Linked DNA regions of Homo sapiens: region 2 is linked to region 1. Evidence: chromatin loops called from intact Hi-C (ENCODE). Cell type or tissue: stomach. All regions are shown on one strand. Region 1 overlaps CENPM (centromere protein M). Region 2 overlaps MEI1 (meiotic double-stranded break formation protein 1).

The links. Hi-C counts contacts between places; a loop is a spot of excess contacts. Peaks named below come from ENCODE experiments on the same cell type or tissue, not always from the same donor. Only the 100,000 strongest peaks of a DNase experiment are listed, where the experiment ranks them.
Region 2: it touches region 1 in a loop (2.3-fold over the local background); 77 of 110 quality-filtered maps call a loop at or near these places.

Annotation. Positions count from the first base shown.
Region 1 is chr22:41,937,907-41,942,906 of GRCh38, forward strand. It overlaps CENPM (centromere protein M), which reads right to left. Exons shown (of 6, transcript NM_024053.5): 6 at 831-1,290. The coding sequence ends at 1,150. Among named protein-coding and RNA genes, the nearest start is that of CENPM, 6.7 kb to the right of the region's middle. RefSeq lists enhancers at 1,702-2,669, 2,160-2,519, 3,270-3,469. In stomach, CTCF peaks have their summits at 3,560 (motif pointing left) and 3,761; DNase peaks (open chromatin) are centred at 2,295, 3,189 and 3,525; H3K27ac peaks cover 2,861 bases.
Region 2 is chr22:41,752,014-41,757,013 of GRCh38, forward strand. MEI1 (meiotic double-stranded break formation protein 1) reads left to right here. Exons shown (of 31, transcript NM_152513.4): 16 at 578-638; 17 at 1,936-2,033. Among named protein-coding and RNA genes, the nearest start is that of CCDC134, 46 kb to the right of the region's middle. RefSeq lists an enhancer at 601-810. In stomach, no CTCF peak of the experiment used is centred here; no DNase peak of the experiment used is centred here.

The sequences.
Region 1 (5,000 bases):
GATCTCAGCTTACTGCAAGCTCCGCCTCCCAGGTTCATGCCGGTCTTCTGCCTCAGCCTCCCAAGTAGCTAGGACTACAGATGCCCGCCACCATGCCTGGCTAATTTGTTTGTATTTTTAGTAGAGGCAGAGTTTCACTGTTAGCCAGGATGGTCTCGATCTCCTGACCTTGTGATCTGCCCGCCTCGGCCTCCCAAAGTGCTGGAATTATAGGTGGGAACCACCGCGCCCAGCATTTTTTTTTTTTTTTTTTGAGACGGAGTCTCGCTCTGTTGCCCAGGCTGGAGTGCAGTGGTGTAATCTCGGTTCAACACCACCTCCGCCTCCCAGGTTCAAGTGATTCTCCTGCTTCAGCCTCCCGAGTAGTTGAGACTACAGGCCTGCATCACCATGCCTGGCTAATTTTTGTATTTTTAGTAGAGACAGGGTTTCACTATGTTGGCCAGGCTGGTCTCGCTTTTTTTTTTTTTTTTTTTTGAGGTGGAGTCTCACTGTGTTGCCCAGGCTGGAGTGCAGTGGCACAGTCTCAGCTCACTGCAACCTCCGCCTCCCGGGTTCAAGTGATTCTCCTGCCTCAGCCTCCTGAGTAGCTGGGACTACAGGCGCCCACCACCACATCTGGCTAATTTTTGTATTTTTGTAGAGACAGGGATACACCATGTTGGCCAGGATGGTCTCGAATTCCTGACTTCAAGTGATCCACCCACCTCGGCCTCCCAAAGTGCTGGGATTACAGGCGTGAGCCTCTGCACCTGGCCCACCCTGCCCTACTCTTAATTGTTCTGAGTCAGTTTCCTCATCTACAAAGTCAAAGTGGTGAATGAGACCAGTGATTTTTAAACTTTTTTTAGCCACAGACCTTTTGTTCAAAGGAAACCTTAAATGGAGATGTAACACGCCAGCTGCTTAAAGACACAGGCTCTGCAAGAGTGAGTGTGGGAGTGGGAGGGGGCTACAGTCTCGCCAGCTGGGCCCCCTCGCTGCTTCTGCCCAGCTCTCCCTGCTGCAGCACTGGCACTGCAGGGAACCTTCCCAGCCACGGCGGGCTGAGCCTGGGCCTGTCAAGCCCTGACTGGACATCCTCAACAGAGAATGTTTATGGAGTCAGCACGAAGCCATGAGAAGGGGCAGCCCAGGGGCCAGCCACCCTCACAGGTCCTCCAGGGAGGGGCCCTCAGAGCTTCTCAGCAGGGACAGCAGGTTCAGAGCTGAGACACCGGGCACGTGGCCAGCACAGATCTGCAGCACGCGCACCAGGCGCTGCGCCATGGTGGCCCTAAAGCCTTCCACCTGCGGGGAGAGCAGAGAACAGCAGTGAGATAGAATGCTGGCCCTGCTCCCTTACCCAGAGCAGCTGCAGGGGCTGCCAGAGCAGGGCTGGGGGCGGATACTTGGGGGTAGCTCAGGTCACCACTGCCCACCACAGCCACGCCCTCATTCATGCCACACCTCAGAGTAGCTTCCAACTGCCTCAGCTTGCCCAATCCTTCAAACAACCTCCGGAGACATCCAGAGCCTGACCTCCTGCTCAAGAGGAAATGAAGGCTTAACAAGGCTGGCTAGGTCGAACAAACTGTCTAGGGTCACCCAGCTAGTGACTCCAGAGCTGAGCTCTGAATCAGGGCTACTTCCAACCAATGCCCAGGCAGCTCGGGCCCCAGATGCTCAAGACCAGGGAGCAGAAGATACAGGGATAGGAAGGAGGGAGGGGCAGCGGGTGGCCCTCACCACAGATAAGAAGGTGCCATCAAAAAGGAATGGGCCCAGGGGAGCTGTGGGGCCAGAGAGGGACAAGACTGCTCTAGGCCCGGGCACAGATGTTCTAGACACGTCCGCTGGAAGAACACGATGCTGCCCAGTGTCTGTCTCAAAAAAGAAAGAAAAAGAAAGAAAAAGAAAGAAAAAGAAAGAAAAAGAAAGAAAGAAAGAAAGAAAAAGAAAGAAAGAAAGAAAGAAAGAAAGAAAGAAAGAAAAAGAAAGAAAGAAAGAAAGAAAGAAAGAGCCTCCAGACCTGTCTCTCTATTTCTGCCCTAGTTTCCCTTCAGTCCACTCTCCTCCCGGCAGCCAGAGGGGTCCATTTAAAACCCAAGTCAGGCCACATCCCTCCCTGGCCCCAAGCCCTCCAGCAGCTCCCCACCAGGCTCCACTGATCCAGCCCCACCATTCCTGATTTCTCCACCCCAACCCGCCCTTTGCTATTGTGCTGCAGCCACCCAGGCCTGCCTGCCAGACCTTGAGCACACCAGGCAAGTCCCACACTCGGCCCATGCACTTGCTGTTCCTCCTTCCACGAGGTATCTCCGTGGCCTGCCTGCCTACTTCCTTCAGGTCTTTATTTATTTAGAAGTCCTGTTTGCAGGGGCGTTCCCTGGTTACCCTGCCTAACTCTTGCCTGTTTACCACCACCTGACACGCCACGCCTCCACTTTCCAGCACGTCATTTACCCCATTTGTTTCCTTGACTAGAACAAAGCTGGGGCTTTTTTTGTTTTGTTTTGAGACAGAGTCTCGCTTTGTCACCCAGGCTGGAGTGCAGTGGCACCATCTTGGCTCACTGCAATCTCTGCCTCCCAGGTTCAAGCGATTCTTGTGCTTCAGCCCCCTGAGTAGCTGGGATTACAGGTGTGTGCCACCATGCCCAGCTAATTTCTGTATTTTTAGTAAAGACTGGGTTTCACCATGTTGGCCAGGCTGGTCTCAAACTCCTGACCTCAGGTGATCCTTCCACCTCGGCCTCCCTAGGATTACAGGTGTGAGCTACCGTGCCCAGCAGGAAGCTGGGGTTTTTGACTCTTTTGTTCTGTGCTGTGTCCCTGGAGCCTAGAACAGTGGTCGGTACCACAGAAACTCAGGAAGTATTTTTTTAATAAGTCCTCTAAGTTTGGTGGCCTTTGTTCCTGAAATCTATCTCTAGGCTGCTGAGGCTTGGGTTCCACAACCTGCCTCCTGCAGCAGCCTCGACCCAGCCTCCTGCCTCTGGCCAGGCTTCCTCCAATCCACATCACTCCAGAGACGTGACCCAAATGCCCAGGTCTGACCACAATCATGACTTTGCTCATGACATCCAAGAAGAAATGACCTAATTCTACCACCAGGCTCCCAGAGCTCAGCAAATCCTTCTGCTGTTGCTTATGTTACATGTCTGCTTATTTCATGAGATTCTGAGAGGGCAGGGCCAATATCTGACTCATTTGTGTTCCCAGGGCCCAGCACAGAGCCCTACCAGCAGACCTAGGCAATTATTTCACTGGGCCAATCACATACCTTCCTGTGTTTCCTCATCAATGGAACGGGGCCGGTAATTCCTGCCACGCAAAGGCCTCAAGATATATGGTGGGGCTTAAACTCAATTATGCAGAAGAGTGTTCTGAAGAGGACAACACCAGCATGAAGAAGGAGGCCAGTTCAAACCCTGGGTGCTCCATCTGAGGGATGCAGGCCTATGTCCTGAGCAGGCATTTCTGCAGCTCCTGCTGCGGCGGGAACCAGGCTGGGACCTCCTGCTTCCTGCCCAGGCCAAGAGAGAACCCAGGACCTGGCCTGGCCTGCCACCTCATGGCCACAGACAGAATTACACCACTTGTCACAGGGTGAGTAGGCACCACTGTCCCCCACCAGCACCTGAACTATGGAGCAAAGATCGTGACTCCCCTTTAGAGATGCTTCGTGGCAGACAAAGTGACCTATTCAAAGTCACACGGTCAGCAGGCTAGGACAGCAGAACAGCTGGCTCTACCCCTCACTCACGAGCTGTCTGACCCTGAGCAAGTCGCCTGTTCTCTCTGGGAGGAAAGCCTGGCGGGGCAGGCACTTCAGGTGTGCCCAGGCCTCAGGGTCCCATCTGTGAGATCAGAGTGCTGATCTGGTCAGGGGCTCAAAAAGTAGTCATCAACTAGGAAATCAAATGCGTGATAGAGTCAAGTGTGTATCATGATCGATGCATCGAGCAAGGGGCAGGCCTAATGGCTGCTGCCACATGAGACAGTGATGAGACCTGCCCAATCCTAATGTGATATGAAAACATCCCCATTTCTACTGGCGACAGCCACAGACTGCTATCCTCTGAATTCTGCCCTTAGACCAGAGGAGTGCCCTGACACCAGGATAAGGGACCCTGGTCTAGACAGTGGTGATGGATTGGTGGTCACAGATCATGTGCTGACTCGGTTCTCCCTGCATTTCATCACTTTGCTTTCGGTAACAGGCACAAGACCCAGAACAGAGCAGAAACACAACTCTTCGAAATGTATCTCAAAACCAATAAACAGGTTTCCAAAGGAATGGAGCAGGCCTGGCACATGGGTGTGGCAGTGCGGGCCCTGGGACCCCTCAGTAGACCCATCGCGGGGAGCACATCAACTCCTGCTGAGGCCTCTTTAGCAAAAAGTCATCAGGATTTATCCTGCATAAAAAGCGGCTAAAGGCCAGGCTCCGTGGCTCGCTCCTGTAATCCCAGCACTTTGGGAGGCTAAAGTGGGAGGATCGCTTGAGGCCAGGAGTTCAAAACCAGTGTGGGGAACACAGCAAGACCTCATCGCTATATTAAAAAGTAAATAAACAGTGGCCGGGTGCAGTGGCTCATGCCTGTAATCCCAGCACTTTGGGAAGCCGAGGCGGGCGGATCACGAGGTCAGGAGATTGAGACCATCCTGGCTAACACGGTGAAACCCCGTCTCTACTAAAAAATACAAAAAATTAGCTGGGCGTGGTGGTGGGTGCCGGTAGTCCCAGCTACTTGGGAGGCTGAGGCAGGAGAATGGCGTGAACTCGGGAGGCAGAGCTTGCAGTGAGCCGAGATCGCGCCACTGCATTCCAGCCTGGACAACAGAGCAAGACTCCATCTCAAAAAAAAAAAAAAAGTAAATAAATAAATAAATACTTAGCTAGGTGCGGTGGTGCATGCTTGTAGTCCTAGTTACTCAGTAGGCTGAGGTGGGAGGTTCACTTGAGCCCAGGAGCTCAAGTCTGCAGTGAGCCATGAGTACACCACTGCAATCCAG
Region 2 (5,000 bases), 190 kb before region 1:
GAGCTGAGATCATGCCACTGCACTCCAGCCTGGCGACAGAGTGAGGCTCCGTCTCAGGAAAAAAAAAAAAAGAAAAGAAACTGTTATTGGACCTCTGTTCTGAGAATCAATTGCTTTCAACAGACAATTCAGAGATGAGAATAAAATAGTAACTACTGTTCTTTCTGCATCTGAAACTGGATTGTTTTCTATAAAACTGAAAGAAGGGATAGAAGGAGCAGATGTGCCCTTCCTAGGTCCTTGTCAAATGTACCAAATTGTAGTGGAGGATCATTCAGAATGGAAGAAAATGAACACTTATTGCAGCACTTACTTTGAGCCAAGTATTTGTTAGATGTTCTCCATACATTTATCTTACTTAGCTTTACAACACCCTGTGAGGTACAAATATCAAAACTGAGTCTCAGAGAAGTTAAAAAACTTTTCCGGAGTGAAACTACTAGACAGTGGTGGAGTACATTTTGAACCAAGTCTGTGTAACTCTGAAACCAGAGCTTTTTGATACCACCCAGGCTTGGGACTCTCTGTGACAAGTCTGGTTTAAACTGCTCTCTGCTTTATTCCCACTTCTCTGAAGCTTCCTCATCCTTCATACGACTGACCCTGGAGCTGAAGGCCAGGTTTTGCAGTGGTCTGAGGTATGTGTGGTCCCAGGCAAGATTGAGTGGCCAAGGGGCCAATGTCCCTCTTGATGGGACAAGTGGGAATTGTTGGCTGGTGTGTTTTAGTCATGGGCTCATGGTGGTGTTGACATAGTGTCAGCATTGCTCAGCATCTGGTGCAATAAGCTGGTCATGCTTCTGTAGGTTGTATTGAATCTAACGTGGTAAGGATCTTATTCCTGGTGATACTTGGATGGGTACCTGTCACATCAAAACTGGGAGAGGCCTGGTGCAGTGGCTCATGGCTGTAATCCCAGCACTTTGGGAGGCCAAGATGGGAGGATTGCTTGAAGCCAGCAGTTCAAGATCAACTTGGGCAGCATAGCAAGACCCTGGTCTCTACAATTTTTTTTTTTTTTTTGAGATGGAGTCTTGCTCTGTCACCCAGGCTGGAGTGCAGTGGTACAATCTTGGCTCACTGCAACAACCGCCTCCTGGGTTCAAGCAATTCTCCTGCCTCAGCACCTGAATAGCTGGGATTACAGGTGCTTGCCACCATTCCTGGCTAATTTTTGTGTTTTTAGTAGAGATGGCCAGACTGGTCTCAAACTCCTGACTTGAGGTGATCCGCCCGCCTTGGCCTCCCAGAGTGCTGGGATTACAGGCGTGAGCCACCGTGGCTGGCCACAAAAGTTTTGTGTTGTTTTTTTTTTAATTAGCCAGACCTGGTGGTAACACACCTTTAGTCCCAGATACTCAGGAGGCTGAGGCGAGAGGATCCTTGAGCTTATGAGGTCAAAGCAGCAGTGAGCTATGATCGCATCCCACTCTAGCCTGGACGACAGAGTGAGACCTTGTTTCTAAAAAAACACAAAAAGCCCCAAAAAACGCTTTCAGAGATCATTTGTTTAACCTCTTATTTAAATGAGGAAACTGGCCGGGTTTCCTCCGCCTTCTGAGTTCAAGTGATTCTCCTGCCTCAGCTTCCTGAGTAGCTAGGATTACAGGTGTGTGCCACCACGCCAGGCTAATTTTGTATTTTTAGTAGAGACAGGGTTTCACCATGTTGGTCAGGCTGGTCTAGAACTCCTGACCTCAGGTGATCCACCAGCCTCAGCCTCCCAAAGTGCTAGAATTACAGGCATAAGCCACTGTGCCCAGCCCCATATTTACTTTTCATAGCCACCTTAAGACCTCCTCTGCCACGGCCATGGCTAGAATTTCACTAGCCTCTGGCACAAAGCAGTGGTGCCCAGGCATATGGCAGGGATAATGCTCTCCCAGCCAAAGTAGCAATGTCATCTCTTCTATTCTTTCTTCTTCTCCCTCTAAGTCACTCAGCCCTAAACCAGGTGTGTTCCAATTTCCTCTACTATATGTGCCTCAACCTTCTCTCAGCTCCAGAGAAGACAGGACCACCTTCCAAAGAAGGTAAGATGCTACAATTTGACCACTCATGTGGCCTGTGCTGGTCTTTAGAGTCTGGGTGCCTTGCTGATTGACTAGATAGTGAGTTAGTACAGCCACGAGATTTCTTTGCCTGAGGCTGCCCAGAGGAATCGGAGTGATGCAATTATAGGTTGATTCCTAGGGATATGAAGTAATAGAACTGGAAAATGATGGAACCCAAGGCTCCTGGCACCTTAGAGTTGAGAAGGATCCTAATGTTCATCAAGTCCAGTTCCTTCTTCCTGACAGTCTCCTCTGCAACATCCCCATACCATAGGCCTCAGGAGTCCAGTGTTCACTATAGCATTAATAGTGTGTTCTATTTCTTCATTCATTCAAGTAGTGTTTCTTTTTTCTTTTTCTTTTTCTTTTTGTTTTTCTTTTATTTTAAGACAGTCTCGCTCTGTTGCCCAGGCTGGAGTGCAGTGGCATGATCTCAGCTCACTGCAACCTCTGCCTTCCAGGTTCAAGTGAGTCTCCTGCCTCAGCCTCCCAAGTAGCTGGGATTACAGGCTCCTGCCACCACGCCTGGCTAATTTTTGCATTTTTAGTAGAGACGGGCCTTCACCATGTTGGCCATGCTGGTTTCAAACTCCTGACCTCAGGTAATCTGCCTCGGCCTCCCAAAGTGCTGAGATTACAGATGTGAGCTACCGTGCCCAGCCAAGAGGTGTTTCTTGAGCACCTGTTGTGTGTCAGACTCCATTCCAGGTGCTGGTGAAAGAGCCAGGGATACAAAGCCCTGCTGTCATAAATTGAAACAGGCAGGCAATAAGCAAATGCATACTATGTCAGAGATCCATAGGCACTATGAAGAAAATAAAACTGGGCAAAAGGATAGAGAGTGATAGAAGGAGGAGAGAGACATGTTAGATAGGGTGGTCAGGGAAGGCCTCCATGTGGAAGTGGTATGTGAGCAGAGGTCTGAGTCAAGTAAAGGAAAGCCATGCAGAATCTAGGCAGGAGGAACAGCAGCTGCAGGGCTGAGAGCTGGAAGTTTTTCCTCTTGTTGAACATTCATTGAGCTTCTGCTACCTGCCAGGGGAGGCCTAGGTACTGCTGTGGATAGAGCGATTATAACAGTATGTTATTTGCCCTGAGGGGTTCCTCTATCTTAGACCTGTCTCCTGATATAATAGAAAACAGTTTAATAATTGTTTCATCATTCATTCAACAAATATACCTCTGTGGGTAAGACCTAGTTCTGGCTCTTTTCCCCCTTATTATATTTGTGAAGATTCTGTGTCCTCTCCCCCACTCTCTACACCTGCTGCTCTCTTTTATCTTTCCCAGACATCATGCTGAGAGGGAGCAAAGCCCAGGTGAGCATTTTTATTGCTTCCAACATAGCTTGGCTACTGGTTCTCTCACTATGCTGGCTACTCCTTTCTGCAATCTCCCTGTTAAGGCATGATCTGGCCTGCAGAGAGAATAGCATGATTTCTGCCATGTAGCCTAAGACTATTGGCAGTCACATCACCATCACCTCTCATGCTCATAAGTGCCTGCTCCACTGCTTCTGGCAGTTCCCTTGCTTGTCAAACCAAGGGGAGCCCCACACATCTCCTGCCTTAAACACTGGGGCTTCTTAAATCTCATTGTGCCAGGAAATGCAGCACATCTCTCATAACATTCAGACTGCTTTCTTTTATATATCAGGAGAAAGGCAGGTGGATGTGTGTGGCTGAAGGATATTTGTTTCATTATTATTATATTGATGAGAGCATGCTTTGGTGGACAAGCACTGAACTTGGAATTAGGAGAGCTGACCTGGCTCTGCTACCAAATTGCTGTGGGACATGCGCTATCCTCACCCTCTGCTTGCCCAGGACTTGGCCCTGGCAGGATGGATTCTTTCGGTTGACCTTCAACTGAGGTCCTGTCTTTCAATCTCTCATCCACTCACTGCTGGAAGGATTATCTGAAAACAAAGTCTTAACATCTTAACTCCCCTGGCTTTCAGCTGTGGTCTCCACACATCAGTCTGTGGAGTAGTGTCAAATAGTGATGAAGTTTTCTCTGGTCCATGGTGAAATGTGGAACATAAGGATAAAGTTGACTTTATTTAGGTTTTTTTGTTTGTTTTGTTTTTTGAGGCAGAGTCTCAGTCTGTTGCCCAGGCTGGAGTTGAGTGATGTCAGCTCACTGCAACCTCCACCTCCCAGATTCAAGTGATTCTTGTGTCTCAGCCTCACGAATAGCTGGGACTACAAGCATATGTCACCATGCCCAGGTGATTTTTTTGTATTTTTAGTAGAGATGGGGTTTTGCCATGTTGGCCAGGCTGGTCTTGAACTCCTGGCCTCAAACAATCTACCTGCCTTGGACTCCAAAGTGCTAGGATTACAGGTGTGAGCCACCGCACCTGGCCTTTATTCAAATTTTAAACTCTGAAGTCAGTCTTTTTCTTTCCTTTTTTTTTGTTTTGGGACAGCGTCTTGTTCTGTTGCCCAGGCTGGAGTGCAGTGGCGTGATCTCGGCTCATTGCAACCTCCACCTCCCGGGTTCAAGCAATTCTCCTGCGTCAGCTTCCTGAGTAGCTAGGACTACAGGCACTTGCCACCACGCTTGTCTAATTTTTGTATTTTTAATAGAGACAGGGTTTTGCCATGTTGGCCAGGCTGGTCTCGAACTCCTGACCTCAGGTGATCCACCTGCCTTGGTTTCCCAAAGTGCTGGCATTACCGGCTTGAGCCACCACGCCTATCCTTCTTTCCTGTTCTTTTGGTATTAAAATATTCTTTCTTTTATGAAACCGTTTTCGTAAGAAATCTAGAAGTCTCTGCCCTCAGGATGAAGTCCCAATTCCTTAAGTGGCATTTGCTTAAAGGTCTTTCACAGTCCAACTGCAGATTACATCACATAGTTCCCCAGCTTCTGACACCCCACATCTATTCACTGACTATCCAGTGACACTGAATGGAAACATGGCATGTCTTCTCATGCCTT